Linked DNA regions of Homo sapiens: all the other regions are linked to region 1. The links are chromatin contacts, found by Hi-C in ENCODE. All regions are on one chromosome and are shown on one strand. The core of a region is the stretch at or near the end of the contact, and the rest is flanking DNA. Distances in the headings are between cores, read along the strand shown. Region 1 overlaps ABCA13 (ATP binding cassette subfamily A member 13). Region 2 holds the start of ABCA13 (ATP binding cassette subfamily A member 13). Region 3 holds the start of LINC02838 (long intergenic non-protein coding RNA 2838).

Region 1 (4,361 bases), core at 1,820-4,319:
CAAATTCATGCAAACTTCCACCTGAAGACACTGGAAAAACAGAGCAAACTAAATCTAAGGTAAGTAAAAGAAACAAAATAATAAAAATTAGAGCTGAATTTCATGAAATTGAAAAGAGAAAAATCAATAAAACCAAAAGCTGATTCTGTGAAAACATTACCAAAATTGACAACACTTCAGCTAGATTAACCAAGAAAACGGAGAAGACTCAAATTATTAGAAGTGGAAATGAAAGGTGAAACATCACTACAGGCTTTTTTTTTTTTTTTTTTAGACGGAGTCTTGCTCTGTCGCCCAGGGTAGAGTACAGTGGCACAATCTCAGCTCACTGCAACCTCCGCCTCCCGGGTCCAAGCAATTCTCTGCCTCCGCCTCCCAAGTAATTGGGATTACAGGCACCTGCCACCATGCTCAGCTAATTTTTTGTATTTTTAGTGGAGACGGGGTTTCACCATGTTGGCCAGGCTGGTCTTGATCTCCTGACCTCATGATCCACCCAGCTCAGCTTCCCAAAGTGCTGGGATTACAGGCGTGAGCCACCACGCCTGACAAACATCACTACAGACTTTTAAAAAACAAAAGGAATTATAACTGATTACTATGAACAATTGTATGCCAATAACATAAAATAGCATAACGACTGAAATGAAATGGACAGATTCCTAGAAAGACATAAAACACTGAAACTGATTTGAGAAAAATATAGATAATCTAATAGCCCTACATCAATTAAATATTTGAATTAATCATAATTAAAAAACCTACCCACAAAGAAAAGCCCAGACCCAGAAGCCTTCACTGGTGAATTCCACAAAACATTGAAAGAAGAGCTAATACCAATTATTCACAAACATGTCCACAAAATAGAAGAGAAGGGATCACCTCTCAACTCATTCTATGAGGTGAAGATAACCATGATAACAGCGCCAAAGACACTGCAAGAAAAGAAAATTGCAGACCAATACCTGCTATAAAGATACAAAAATGCTCCACAAAATACTAGCACAATAAAATCCAGCAATATATGACATGACCGGGTAGAATTTGTCCCAGGAATGCAATGTTGTTTTAACTACCAAAAACCAAAAATATACCATATAAATAAATAAATAAACAAAAAACAAATGATCATCTCAATAGATGCAGAGAAAGCATTTGGCAACATCCAACACCTTTCATGATTAAAAACACTCCACAATTAAGAACAGATAGAAACTTCTTCAACTTCATAAACGGCATTTATGAAAACCTAGTTACCATTCCACTTAACTCACACAATTCCATAATTAGAAATTCTTCCAGCTCTAGAAATAAAATCTGCCCAATTTTAATAATGGACAAAAAATCTGAATATGACTTCTCCAAAGAAAATATACAAGTGGCCATGAAGCCTATGAAAAGATATTCAACATCATTAGCCACCAGTGAAATGTAAATAAAACCCACAATGAGATACACACTAAGGTGTGTGTCACATCCACTAAAGTGTCTGTAATCAAAACAGCAGATAATAACAAGGGTTGGGAGAATGTGGAGAAATTAGAAACTTCATATACTACTGGTGGGAATGTAAGGTGTGATCACTTTAGATGACAGTCTAGCAGTTTCTCAAATGATTGAAACATATGATTCAGCAATTTCACTCCTAGGTATACATGTAAGAGAAAACATATCCACAAAAATTGTGTATATAAATGTTCATAATAGTATATTTGCAATAGTAAAAAACTGGAAACAACCCCAAATGCCCATCAACTGGTGAATGGACAAACAAAAATGTGGTATATTTATACAATGAAATATTTGGTAATCAAAATAAGTTGAGTACTGGCACGCTGTAACATGGATGAACCTCAAAAACATTGTGCTGAGTGAAAGAAGCTAGTCACAGAGGGCCACACATACTATGATTCCATGTATATAAAATGTCCAAAATAGGCACATCTATTAGAGATTGAAAGTACATTAGGGGTTGCCTATGGCTGAAGAGATGGGGATTTTGAGGAGTGATTGCTAAGTGACACCAGTTTTCAGAGTAATGAAAATGGTATAAGGTTGATTGTGGTGATGAATGCAGAACTCTGAAGAAGCTAAAAGCCACTGAATGGTCCCATTTATATGAGTGAATTGTGTGTTATGTGAATTATATCTCAATAAAGCTGTGGGAAATAAAAATATATGCCTAACATAATCATTAGGAGAATGCAAATTAAAACCACAATGAGAAACTACTACACATCTATTTTAATAGCTAAATTATATGTTTTTCAAATCTGATACTACTAAGAGCTGAAGAGGAAGTACAGCAATAGCAATTCCTACAGTTGCTGGTAAGGATGCAATTTGGGAAACATCATAAAAGGTTATAACATATTTAATTCTAGTTACTTATTCATGGGTTCATGTGCCTAGTAGACTGAAATCTCTGAAGGAAAGCTCTTAGATTTATTACCCTCCACATCCCTAGAGCTCAGCTCAGGGATCCTTGCTGAGTTGCTGCTAATAAATATGCCAGGAATTGGACTGAACTGGAGCTTCAGTCACACACCTAGATACCAAATCTGGATTCTGTTCAATCATTAAAGCCTATAAAGGAGGCTGCATACAAAAGCTGAAGCCATGATTTGGTCCCAAAGGGACAGAGGTCGCATGAAGGCAAAGCCCACATCCGGGGCTTTGTTAAACCATGCAAATCCATTACCAGGAGGGTGCCTGCACATAAGAGGCACACCACGCAGGTAGGCCAGATCAGTTTGTTTGTGATGAAGGTAAAATAAGATGAATGATGGTCATTATTCTAACTGTATACATTGAGAAATTTTTTATATACTAAGTCAAGTCCTGAAGAAAAGATAAATGTGTCCCATAAACACACAGTTTTTTTTTTTCAAGCCAGGATAAAACTCAACGTTTTTTTTGCCTCTGACCTGTATTTACTTGCCCCCTCACTATACACTCACATCTCCTCACTAACTTCAGAACCTTGCTATACAACTTTTAAAACAAGGGATGTTGAATAAGGCTGGTGTCATTGTTCCTCCAGCAGAAATGCAGGAAGCCATTCTGTACTTACAGTAGCCAGACAGATGTCCTGTAGGCCTGTGGTTCTGCAGCTCTGACTCAGTCCCCAGGGCAATGTGAGATTTCTTGTTGGAATCTTGCAAAAGCATCAAAAACACCTTTCGGAGAAAAAAAAACGCCATGTATTATTTTATGTTTCTATACACATCGCATTTCTTTTCTTCTGCCTCAATTGCCTAATCCGGTTGTGACAACATATGCCAAACACACCCCATATATTTCATTTAGCCATCCATTTAATTGGCATAACTCTAAGACTACCTAGGTCTCAGCAAAACAGGCTACCCATAGGATGCAAAGATGAATGAAACTTGACTGTGAACTCCCAGACCCTCACGGGCTAGTGGAGGCTGGTCAAATGCATAGGCAGTGGTAGGCAGGGAGGGGACAGATAGCAACACAGTGTATCCAATTCAACTTAAGTTTGTGACTCACTGTACCAGCATCTTAGGAATTCAGAGGTGAATCAGACAATAAAATTGCAATGCTCAGTTTACTTACAGTAGATGGGATCTCATACATAAAAATCCCCATTAAATGTATGCTTTCCATGGGCTATGATATATGATGTCACTAAGGTAGTTAATCAAATAACTTGCTTGAAGTCATTTCTTGGTTAGTAGTGGAGGCAGAAGTCCAACCTCAGTTTATTCAAAGCCAAATACTATGACTAAAGTAGCAAAAATAAGGTGAGAAAGCAGAAGTGCAAGCAGACACAAAGGGAAATGAGGTGGGGTGGAGACATCGAGGGCCTTGAGCTGCACCTGGATCGCTGGCAGGGATTTATGGAGTGATGGAAAGAGAATCTCTAAAATAAACATTGGGCAATTCACGAGAAGCATACAAGTCAAGGAGACATCGCCCTGCAGCAGCACAGTCCTAACTGCTGGAGTTCCACTCTTGGCAAGATGTGGGCCGGCTCTGTCTGCAGGCATAGGACTGCACCACGCAGAGTGTTGGCTGCCTCGTTGTATTAATAAAACAGAGATGATGATCACAGTATTTAAAGTTCAGTAGATGATGGCTGTAAAGTGCCAGGCACAGACTCTGGAAGCATGCAGTAAGTCTTCTATTATTCATGTGGTTAGCCAAGGTTTCCTGAACGTTCTCTGTGGGCCATGCACAAAGCTAGGCACTGTGCATTGCCACTCTCTCCCTTAGCATCATCTGTGCAGGTGCTTCCATCACCCCTTCCTCTGCACGTATCCATAGAGATATTGGTCCCTGGCCCTGGCCCCTCTCCAAGTGACTCCTGCTGGGCCAGCGTCACTGTCCATCCA
Region 2 (4,782 bases), core at 38-2,537, 260 kb after region 1:
CTCACTGCAAGCTCCGCCTCCCGGGTTCACGCCATTCTCCTGCCTCAGCCTCCCGCGTAGCTGGGACTACAGACGTCCGCCACCACACCCGGCTAATTTTTTTGTGTTTTTTTAGTAGAGACGGGGTTTCACTGTGTTAGCCAGGATGGTCTCGATCTCCTGACCTCGTGATCCGCCCGCCTCGGCCTCCCAAAGTGCTGGGATTACAGGCGTGAGCCACCGCGCCCGGCCAACTTAAAACTTTTGTACAAACTTTCAACTGAAATTATTTTGATCCTAAAGATCACATAAAAAAGAAAACATCTCCTTTAACTTGTATTTTATTTCAAGACAGAGAGATAGAATATTCTGGCTCGGAGGATTCAGCAAAATGTAATTCAATGTCAATTACTGAATCTCTTCAAACCAAAGCATTTGTCAGCAGAAAATTCCCATAGGTTAACTGTAGACCTTAAAATCAGAAACGATGCAGGTAAATTACTGCACATCTACTTCTCCTGAAAATGACATTTATAGGTATTAATGTTTATATAGTGGCATCAGGAATAAAGTTAGTCATAATAACAAGCAATTGATTTCTATTTCACAAAAACGTACACTTACAGGATATTTGCATAAGTATTCACACAAGTTTCATTTGAACAATTCCAATCTCCTTAGGAAAACCTTGCTAATGTAATTTGAATACAGTTCTAAATAGATGTGAATTAACACTAAAGATGGTGACCCTACAGAATAACAGAGTGGATGTGTCATACCCTGCTCTGGTGAGGCACACTGTGCAGTCTTGTGCTTCGGAGTCAGTACCTGTAGCATTCTGCTTATGCATTAAATGCAGCAAATGCTTTGTTCCTTAAACCTGAGAATTCACTGTTCAGTTTTTACAACGAATGCTTAGAACACAAATTATAGTTCAATTCCACCTGCTTTTTTGTTTGTTTGTTTTTAGAATTTTTCTAAATTTGCCCTTTTCTGATAAATTCTTCAGCCTTGATTTCATCCTGGTCATTAAAGTGTTCAGCTACTTTGGCCCTTGGGACGGGTTTTGATTTAAAATAATCCAACCTCCCCAAATTCCCTGCAGCATGAGTGTTTTTACCTGCCAGGAGGCAGAGGCAGGCAGGAAAGAATAGACCCTGATCTTGCTCCAGACCTCACTGGAACCCTATGGAAAACCAAGGCAAGCACTCACCGGGTTCCTGAGTCTGCAGAGCCAATTCTTCCACAGCAGGGCTTTGAACTGGCACCCGGCATGCCCCATGCCTGCTGCTCCCTGCTCTCAGTCAGGAAGCCAGCCTGTAAGGATGGTGCTTATATCTGCTGGGCTCAAGTGAAGGCATGTTGCCTATTAGTCAATTCTAACAAAAGTGAGTGATGCAAGAGAGATTACTGGTGACTGAATAAAACAGGCATCAGATGTCCCCTCTTGTTCGGCATCTGCTGAGAAATCTTTTCACTAGCTGTTCAGTGTTTCAGGAGGGTTGAATTACAGAAAGCTGCCTTCAGGGACTTTCTCGGGCATACACACATACACAGAGAGGGTGCCCTCCCTTTCCGAGAACCCACAGAACTGATCTGTGCGACAAGAAGTAATGCCCACATTTACCATTTACCTCCCTTTTTTTCTGGATATTAATTAGATGGAATTTTCCTTTTTTCTTCTGAAGCATTGGTTATTACACAAATTTGCCAAAATATTTCAATTTTGGTGGTCCCATGGCAGAGAGTTTGAAGGGAAGGAGATGGAAGCAGTGTTGGTGTCTGGGGGAGTTTGGGGAATGGGTGACTCAAGTTCCACTCTGCTACTGCACCTGCACTTCATACTTCTCCTTCACCCATTTCCTCCAAAGGGATCAGGATCTACGTTTCAAATGGTATCGGGTGCAGATGTGGCAGGACTCAGCAAGTGGCCTGTGGATTACCTCTGAGTCCTGTTTGATTCCTGAACACTTGCACTTTCTAAGTGGCATGATGGATTCAGCTTGCCAGCTGGTGGCTCCATCGTCTTGGAAGCCAGGCCCTCTTGAGTTCCTGTTGCCCCCAGTTGTGGTCAGAAGGATTTCAGGCAACCCAGTCTTGTGGTCTTCTATTTCATAAAGCAATTTTCACAAGCTGTGAATGCTTGATAAATGGCTTTTGCAATAGGAAACAGGGAACACAGGCTTCAGCAAAGAAACTGACTCAATTATTTTGTAAACTTATTTGTTTAGAGCATGCCTATTTTATTTTATTTTTTGTTACATGGCTGGCAGCACTAGAGTGAAGGCCATTACTTAGCAGGATGGCGCCCAGCAACCATAAGTGGATTTGCCTGATCCCCATATGATGTTCCCCCTTGACCTGTGACTTCTCAAAGGTCTTTGGGGTTGCCTAAGTATTGCTACTCTGGTTCTCTTTGCAGATAACATCTAGAACACCTTACAAGTAATTGTCATAATTTTTAAAAATCTAGTATAAGAAAAAGCCTCCAACCATAAGGTTTTTCTCATGTTATGTTCATAGCAGCCAGTTTTTATGCTGCTATGCCAGAATTATGTCAGAGACACAAAAATTATCTCATCCATTGCTTTCATGGAACAATGCTGTGTTAGGATTTTCAGATAAACAGAACCAATGGGTGATTCATTGATCGATTGATTGATTGATTATAAGGAATAGGCTCACACAGTCATGGAGGTGGGCAAGTCCTAAGATCTGCAAGGTGAATTAGCAAGTCAGAGACCCAAGGAAGCCAATGATATAGTTCCAGTCCGAGTCCAAAGACCTGAGAACAGGAGAGCCAATGGTGTAGTTGCCATCCAAAGACTGGGAAACTTGAGACCCAGGACAAGCTGGTATTTCCATAAAGTCTGAAGGCAGAAAACAAAAAAAAGCCAATGTCCCAGTATGAAGGCCATCAGACAGAAATAATTATCTAACTTAGGGGAAAGTCAGACTTTTTGTTCTGTTTAGGTCTTCAACTAATTGGATGAGACCCACTCACACTAGGGAGGGCCATCTGCTGAATTCAGTCTACCTACTTAAATATTAATGTCATTTATAAACACCCTTGCAGAAACTCCCAGAATAATGCTATCTTTTGTTCCGTGTTTCAGCCAAGAAAACAAACAAGCAATTAGAGCCCTTCCTAACTCCATGAGCTGCCATATTAAATGCAGAATAACTGCTTAGTGACCCCATATTAGCAAATTTGGCCTGATACAATTTTATGTTCCTTCCATCATTATCCCATACCCTTATATCCATTTCCACACATATTCCCCAGATTTCTGCTTGTATACATTAGAAAACTCAAATTGTCCATTTGATGTATAGCACACTTCCTCATGGTTTATACCTTATATCTCCCCTTTGGGTGCTGCTGGGACTTGAATCTAGTTATAGGTCTGAAATGAACGAGGAATGGTGGGAGTGGGTTCTGAGGAGAAGCAGAAGCGCCTTGCATGGCAACTGCCTCATGGTAGGACATTATAGTTTTCTTAGGCAAGGCAGGGTTGATCCCCTCAGACATGGGGTAAGAGACTACTTCCACTAGGACTGGGGAAAATGCCTCCACTTGAGTGTGGAGATCTCTTCCACATAACAAAGAAGACGTTATTTAGGGGCTCAGTGTCTCCAGCTTCATCAGGGTCTTCCCACATATCTCCATTCCAACTTTCAGCACCGCATTCCCTCCAAATCAATGCCTTTACTTTAATAGTAGACACCCTACAAGACTAGCAGTCAAATTGCATTGTAATTCAGTCAGTTGCAAGATGAGATTCTGGTTTGATTTTCTGCAATCTCAGCCCTGCAACTACAGGAAATAAGGGTCTCTTTCGGGGACACACTTAGAAACTTTCAGGTCATTTATGCAGCACTTCAGCTGGGAATTTGACCCCTGAGGTCATCCTTTTCTTTTTCCACTTTGTCCACCAACACTAGAAGCAACCAGTCAACCTCATTTTACTCATGAGTTTGACAAAAATGTTGGAAAGTATCAAATACAAGATCATCCAGACCCTTGCTTCTTCTAAGTGTTTGATTAGAAGCATCTAGTGGTGATATTTTGTGCATCTCTACTGCCACATCATGTCATGGACCACCAATTTTCTCTTTATTAGAAATAGAGTCAATAGTCTTTAAATCTAATCAGATTAGAGATTCAATCCCAGAAACCTCAGAACCTATTTAAGTTTATCCTTAAGATTCTCTTCCTCCAGAATTATTCTTAGTACCAAAATACGTATTAGGGTTCTCCAGAGAAACAGAATCATATGCATATTTATATATCTAAAGAAATTTACCATAAGGAAGTGGCATAAGCAGTTATGGAGCTGGGCAAGTCCCAAGATCTGCAGGTGAGTCAGCAACTTGGTGATAATGGTGTAGCAAGTTGGAGAGACAATGGTGTAGCTCTAGTCAGAGTCTAAAAGCCTGAGAACCAAGAAAGCAATCGGTGCCATCTAAAGGCCAGCATATTTAATAACCCCAAAGAGCCAAGGCTTCAATTCAAGTCTGAAGGCAGAAAAAAAGCTGAGGTCTCAATTTAAAGGTCATCAGGCAGGAAAAATTCTCTTACTTGGGGAGGATCAGCCTTTTTGTTCTATTCAGGCCTTCAGCTGATTGGATGATGCCAACCTACATTAGGGAGGGCAGTCTGCTATATTCAGTCTACAAATTCAAATATTAATCTCATCCAAAACACACTGACAGATACACCCAGAATAATATTTGACCATATATTTAGAAATCCTGTGGCCCCATCAAGTTGACACATAAAATTCATCATCAGAAATGCTA
Region 3 (4,782 bases), core at 805-3,304, 280 kb before region 1:
AGACTTAAAACTTTTCCTACTTACTACTAAAACTAAGGTAAACTTGGAAAAAAAATGATGAAAAAAACTTTAAAAGAGTAGACAAATTTCTAATTTCATGTTTAAGTAACATTCTCGGTAAATGACAGTAAGTGACAGTAAGTAAATCAGAAAGAATATAAAATATTAGAACAATATAATTAATAAATTAATATAATTAGCACACACGAAACCTTTTATTTTATTATTATTATTTTTTTTTAGAGAGAGTCTCACTCTGTCACCCAGGTTAGGATACAGTGGTGTGAACATGGCTCACTGCAGCCTTGACCTCCTGGGCTCAAGCAATCCTCTTGCCTCAGCCTTCCCAGTAGCTGGTGGGGACCCAGGTGAGTGCCACCATGGCTGATTAATTTTGGTATTTTTGTAGAGATGCAGTCTTGCCGTGTTCCCCAGGCTGGTCTCAAACTCCTAGGCTCAAGCAATCCTGCTGCCTCAATTTGGGAGAAATTGTTGGGATTACAAATGTGAGCCACCGCACTCAGCCCACACACATATAAAACTTGAACGCAGATCAAGAGAAGACAATTTTTTTCCATGTGAATGTGTACTAAAATTGATTAAATTCTAAGCTATAACAGAAGTCTTAAAAAATAAGATATGTTAATCTGATCATATGGAAATTAACTTAAAATATTGTCAAACCAAATAACACTAGAAATGTTTAAAACGATTAAGATGAGAATGATTCACAAAATAATAACTTAAAGAAATTCAAATCTTTGGAAATTAAGCAATAAAGTATTAAATATTCCATGGTTCAAAAAAGAAATCAAAATAAAAGAATTTGTTTTAATTTCAATGAAAATTTAGAATTTGGCATGTCAAAAATTATAGAATGGTTCTAAAGCCCTGCTTTTAAAAAGCTGATAGACTTCAGTGGATATATTATTTTAAGAAAAGAAAGAATAAAAATCAAAAATTTAAGTTCAACAAATGAATTTATGTGATCATCTGATTTATGAAAAGGTGACATTGTAATGCCAGGAGGCATACTCCAGGAACAGTGCTGGGTCAGCCAGATATTCCTGAAGAACAAAATGAATCTTTCACATCTACTTCACCATTCACGTATGCCATACTTTTCACGTCACACACACACACACACACACACACACACACACACACACAGAAAAACAACTCTGATGTACCACTAAGTAAACGTGAAAATTAAAACAATACAGGTTCTGGATGGTATCATAGGAAAATGTCTACATTGTCTTGTAGTTGGCAAGGTTTTCTTAAATTGCACACAAAAAGCACCAATCATAAAGCAAAATATTGATACACTGGAATTTGCTAAATCATTAATTACTCTTCATCAGAAGATACTGTAAGACAGTGAATACGCAAGCCACGAAGTAGAAAAAAAAAATTGGAAATGCATGCATCTTACAAAGGATTTATATCCTTTATAAAACAAAATTTCTACAATTCAACAAGGAAAACAAAGGCCTGCCAAAAAAATATGGGAGGAAAACATTGTCATTTGACAAGACATCAGATGGCTGATTTAACCATATTAATGTGGATGAGGTATGGTGAAGCCAGAGGAAGATCAAAAGAGAAGCTTGAAAGAGTTTTACAGTTTTGTTATACTCACAGTTCCCTGGGGAGAACACAGCGTGCCATGCCACAGGGGGCCACTCGTGGGAGCACCAGCGTCAGAGTTGAGCCAGAGGGATAAAGGGCAGCAGTAGGCGAAAACCTTTTTTTGTGGTTTCTGCAGGAATGAAAGGGTTAGGCAGGGCAAACAGGCTTAGGCTTGATGACTTGAAATAATTTCAGTGGGCTTGTTCCTGGTTGTCTGGTACCTGGCTCCGAGGCACATATGGCGACTGAATAGCGGCCAAGGGTCTGAGAGACAAACAAGGAGGTAATTGAGGATCGGACTTAATTGACCCCACAAGAAAAGGGCCTGACTCCTCTCCAGCCGGGGCCTCTAAACTAAGTCAACATAGTGCAAGACAGATCTCCATGTGGCCTTAGACTATCCCAGTTCTCTCTCATTTCTTGTCTATAGTTCTCAAGAATAACTATAGAATGTGCTAACAATGCAACATTCTGAGATAAAGAGGGGCTCTCCAGAGCAGCCCAAGTTCTGTTCCAATCTCTCCTAGAATTGGATGTCTGGCGATGTTTGACAAACAGGAGAACTGTTTCCAAGGTTCCTGAGCTACAGTGCAAGTGCGGCATGCGCAAACGAGACTATGTCCTGGCAGCTTTCCTGAGCCTCTGGGATCAGGCTGTCATGAATCTTAGGCCTCTGTTGTCTCTTTCTAGTTGTCTATAGGTAATAAATCTACTGCATGTAACCTGTGTTTGTAAGTATCCTGAACTTGTGCAAGGAGTAGAAATTGCAGCCCATGATGCTTTGGAATGAAATGATAACCATTGCATGGCGAACCTGCTTTGCTGGCATAATAATAATAAAAAACGCTATATTACTATGGCCAATAAGCATTTGAAATGGTGCTCAACATTATTGTCAGAAAAATGTTATTCAAACCACAATGTGATAATATTACCTACCCACCATAAGAATTAACATTTATAAAAAGTGGCAATCTCAACTGTAGAGACAATGTGGGACAATGAAATTTTCTGATACTCTTAGTAGGAACATAAATTAGCGCATTCTGTATGCAAAATTGTATAGCTATCTACTTAACCCTAAAATTGTGCATGCCTTGTATCACAACTGTTCTGCCCAATGTAAATGCATTTGTATGTGCATCAAAACTCATACAAAATATTAATAAAAGCACCATTTCCAATAGTAAAACTATGGAAACTGCCCAAACGCTCATCAGCAGTTGAATAGGTGAATAAAGCCTTGCATATTTACATGACGGAATGTCATACAGTAAACAAAAAGATTAAACTACTGCTATATGCAGCATGACAAATTTCACAGACATAATGTGAAGAAAACATATTTTTTAAAAAAGAAAAGAAAATCCAGACACAAAAGGGTACTTAACACATAATTCCATTCATCATAAATTAAAAAAAATCCTAATGTATAGTGATGGACATAAAGATATTCATTATTTTTAGAGGTGTAATGAATAGAAAAGGTCATGGTAGAGTCTCTGGGGGCTGACAACGTTCTGCGTTTTGAGCTGGATGATACCCATGAGTATGTTCACTATGTAAAGAAAAATGATGAAGAGTATAATCAAGATTCGCTCCCTTGATCATTGTGTTTTACTTCAACAAACATTACAAGAAAAGATAAAACTCAACCCATTCTTGGGTTATCTAGTAAAGCAAGCTGCTATAAATCCACTGAATATATTACAAAGAAAAAAAATCTTGATAAAACCTGGGCTGACAGAGAACTTCAAGGTATTACTGAGGAAAATAATAAATCAATAATAAAAATCATAATTATCCTTTATGAATACTAGTCATTTTACATACATTATTTTATTTCCTTTTTGCAATAAACCTATGAGGTTGTCATAATTATTCCCATAACATATATGAAGTAACTAAGGCTTAAAGAAATTAAATAACCTCTCCATGATTGTACAGTAGGTCAGAAATGGAATCTGCATTGAGACATGCTTTATTACAAAGCCTATGCAATGGCACAATAAGCTGCATACAAAATAAAATTTCCTTCTGTTGCAGAAAAGCTTAGAATTCATGGAATAGGTCACATTCTTGTACAAGAGATAGATCTAGGGTTGCCAGGTAAAATGCAGGATGCCTAAATAAATTTGAATTTCAAATGAACTATTTTTTTTTTAGAAAAAATATACCTCATAAAAACTTGGGACATATTAAGCACCACATTTTTATAGTCAATTGAACATATATATACTAATGTATTATTTATATGTTACATAATACATACATATTATTTGTTGTTTATCTCAAATTCAAATTTAACTAAGTGTCCTGTCTTTTTATTTGCTAAAGGTGGAGACCTCGGTCAGGATAGGGTTTCTCAATGTTGGCACAATGAACATTTTGGATTGTATAATTCTTTGTTGTGGGGGATTGTCCTGTGCATTAGAGGATGTTTAGCAGCGTCTCTGCTCCACTCACTAGAGTCCACTAGCATCCTCTCTCCACAGTTGTGACAATCAAAAATGTCTGCAGACATTGCCAAATGGTCCTTTCAGTAGAGAGTCAAAGTTCCTCAAGTTGAGAACCACTCGTTCAGGATAAACCAAGATGGGGTCTACTCCCCTGATTGCACTGGTTAAAGAGTCATACCAAAAATGAGTGTGCAAAAACAAAAGCTGATGAGAAAATTAAGTGCATGACACTGAGTTTGTCATAAATAAGTATTCACAAAGTTATGCTACTGAAAAATACCACCCTCATTTCAGAGGATGCATTCAGGCATTCTCAACTAAATTTTGATCTTTCTTTTTCAATGTCCGAGTTTAATAAACTAATTCATATAATGATGGATACTTAAGTTGAGTCTGTTTGGAACATTGATGATTACTGTAGTCAATATCCTAATTATAAAAGCATGAAAACTAAAGAGCAAGATCTCCTATAGCTATTTCCCTAGCCAGTGGTTTTGTTTCCATTTTTGAACATCTACTACATGTTCTCAACAAATTTTTTGGATGAACACTTATTCAGAAAATTAACTCAAAGTCAGCATAATCCTAATTAACCAGTAGTTTTTCTTTCAAACATTTAGGAGAGAAATTCAAGTAATCTCTGCATAAAACAGCTGTTTCTAAGAATCAAAGGCACATTTAGTATCCAACA

The links. Hi-C counts contacts between places; a loop is a spot of excess contacts on that map. Pooled maps may share reads with other maps.
Region 2: a map of PC-3 shows a loop between it and region 1 (4-fold over the local background). The contact joins the promoter of ABCA13 here to the enhancer-like site in region 1. A Hi-C loop is called at or near these places in 2 of 168 maps with a recorded cell type or tissue (PC-3 and mammary epithelial cell).
Region 3: a map of mammary epithelial cell shows a loop between it and region 1 (14-fold over the local background). The contact joins the promoter of LINC02838 here to the enhancer-like site in region 1. A Hi-C loop is called at or near these places in 3 of 168 maps with a recorded cell type or tissue (Caco-2, PC-3 and mammary epithelial cell), 1 of 37 single-sample maps with no recorded cell type and 4 of 50 pooled maps.

The regions. Positions count from the first base shown.
Region 1 is chr7:48,426,584-48,430,944 of GRCh38, reverse strand. ABCA13 (ATP binding cassette subfamily A member 13) reads right to left here. Exons shown (of 62, transcript NM_152701.5): 42 at 3,074-3,179. Among named protein-coding and RNA genes, the nearest start is that of ABCA13, 260 kb to the right of the region's middle. Within about 2 kb of position 3,069, at least 3 of the 41 ENCODE cell types and tissues checked have a DNase peak (open chromatin) inside an H3K27ac peak, as active enhancers do; they include PC-3 and mammary epithelial cell, where a contact is called at or near this core.
Region 2 is chr7:48,167,963-48,172,744 of GRCh38, reverse strand. ABCA13 (ATP binding cassette subfamily A member 13) reads right to left here and starts at 1,287. Exons shown (of 62, transcript NM_152701.5): 1 at 1,193-1,287. The coding sequence starts at 1,261.
Region 3 is chr7:48,705,775-48,710,556 of GRCh38, reverse strand. It overlaps LINC02838 (long intergenic non-protein coding RNA 2838), which reads right to left and starts at 2,054. Exons shown (of 3, transcript NR_183322.1): 1 at 1,854-2,054; 2 at 1,643-1,762.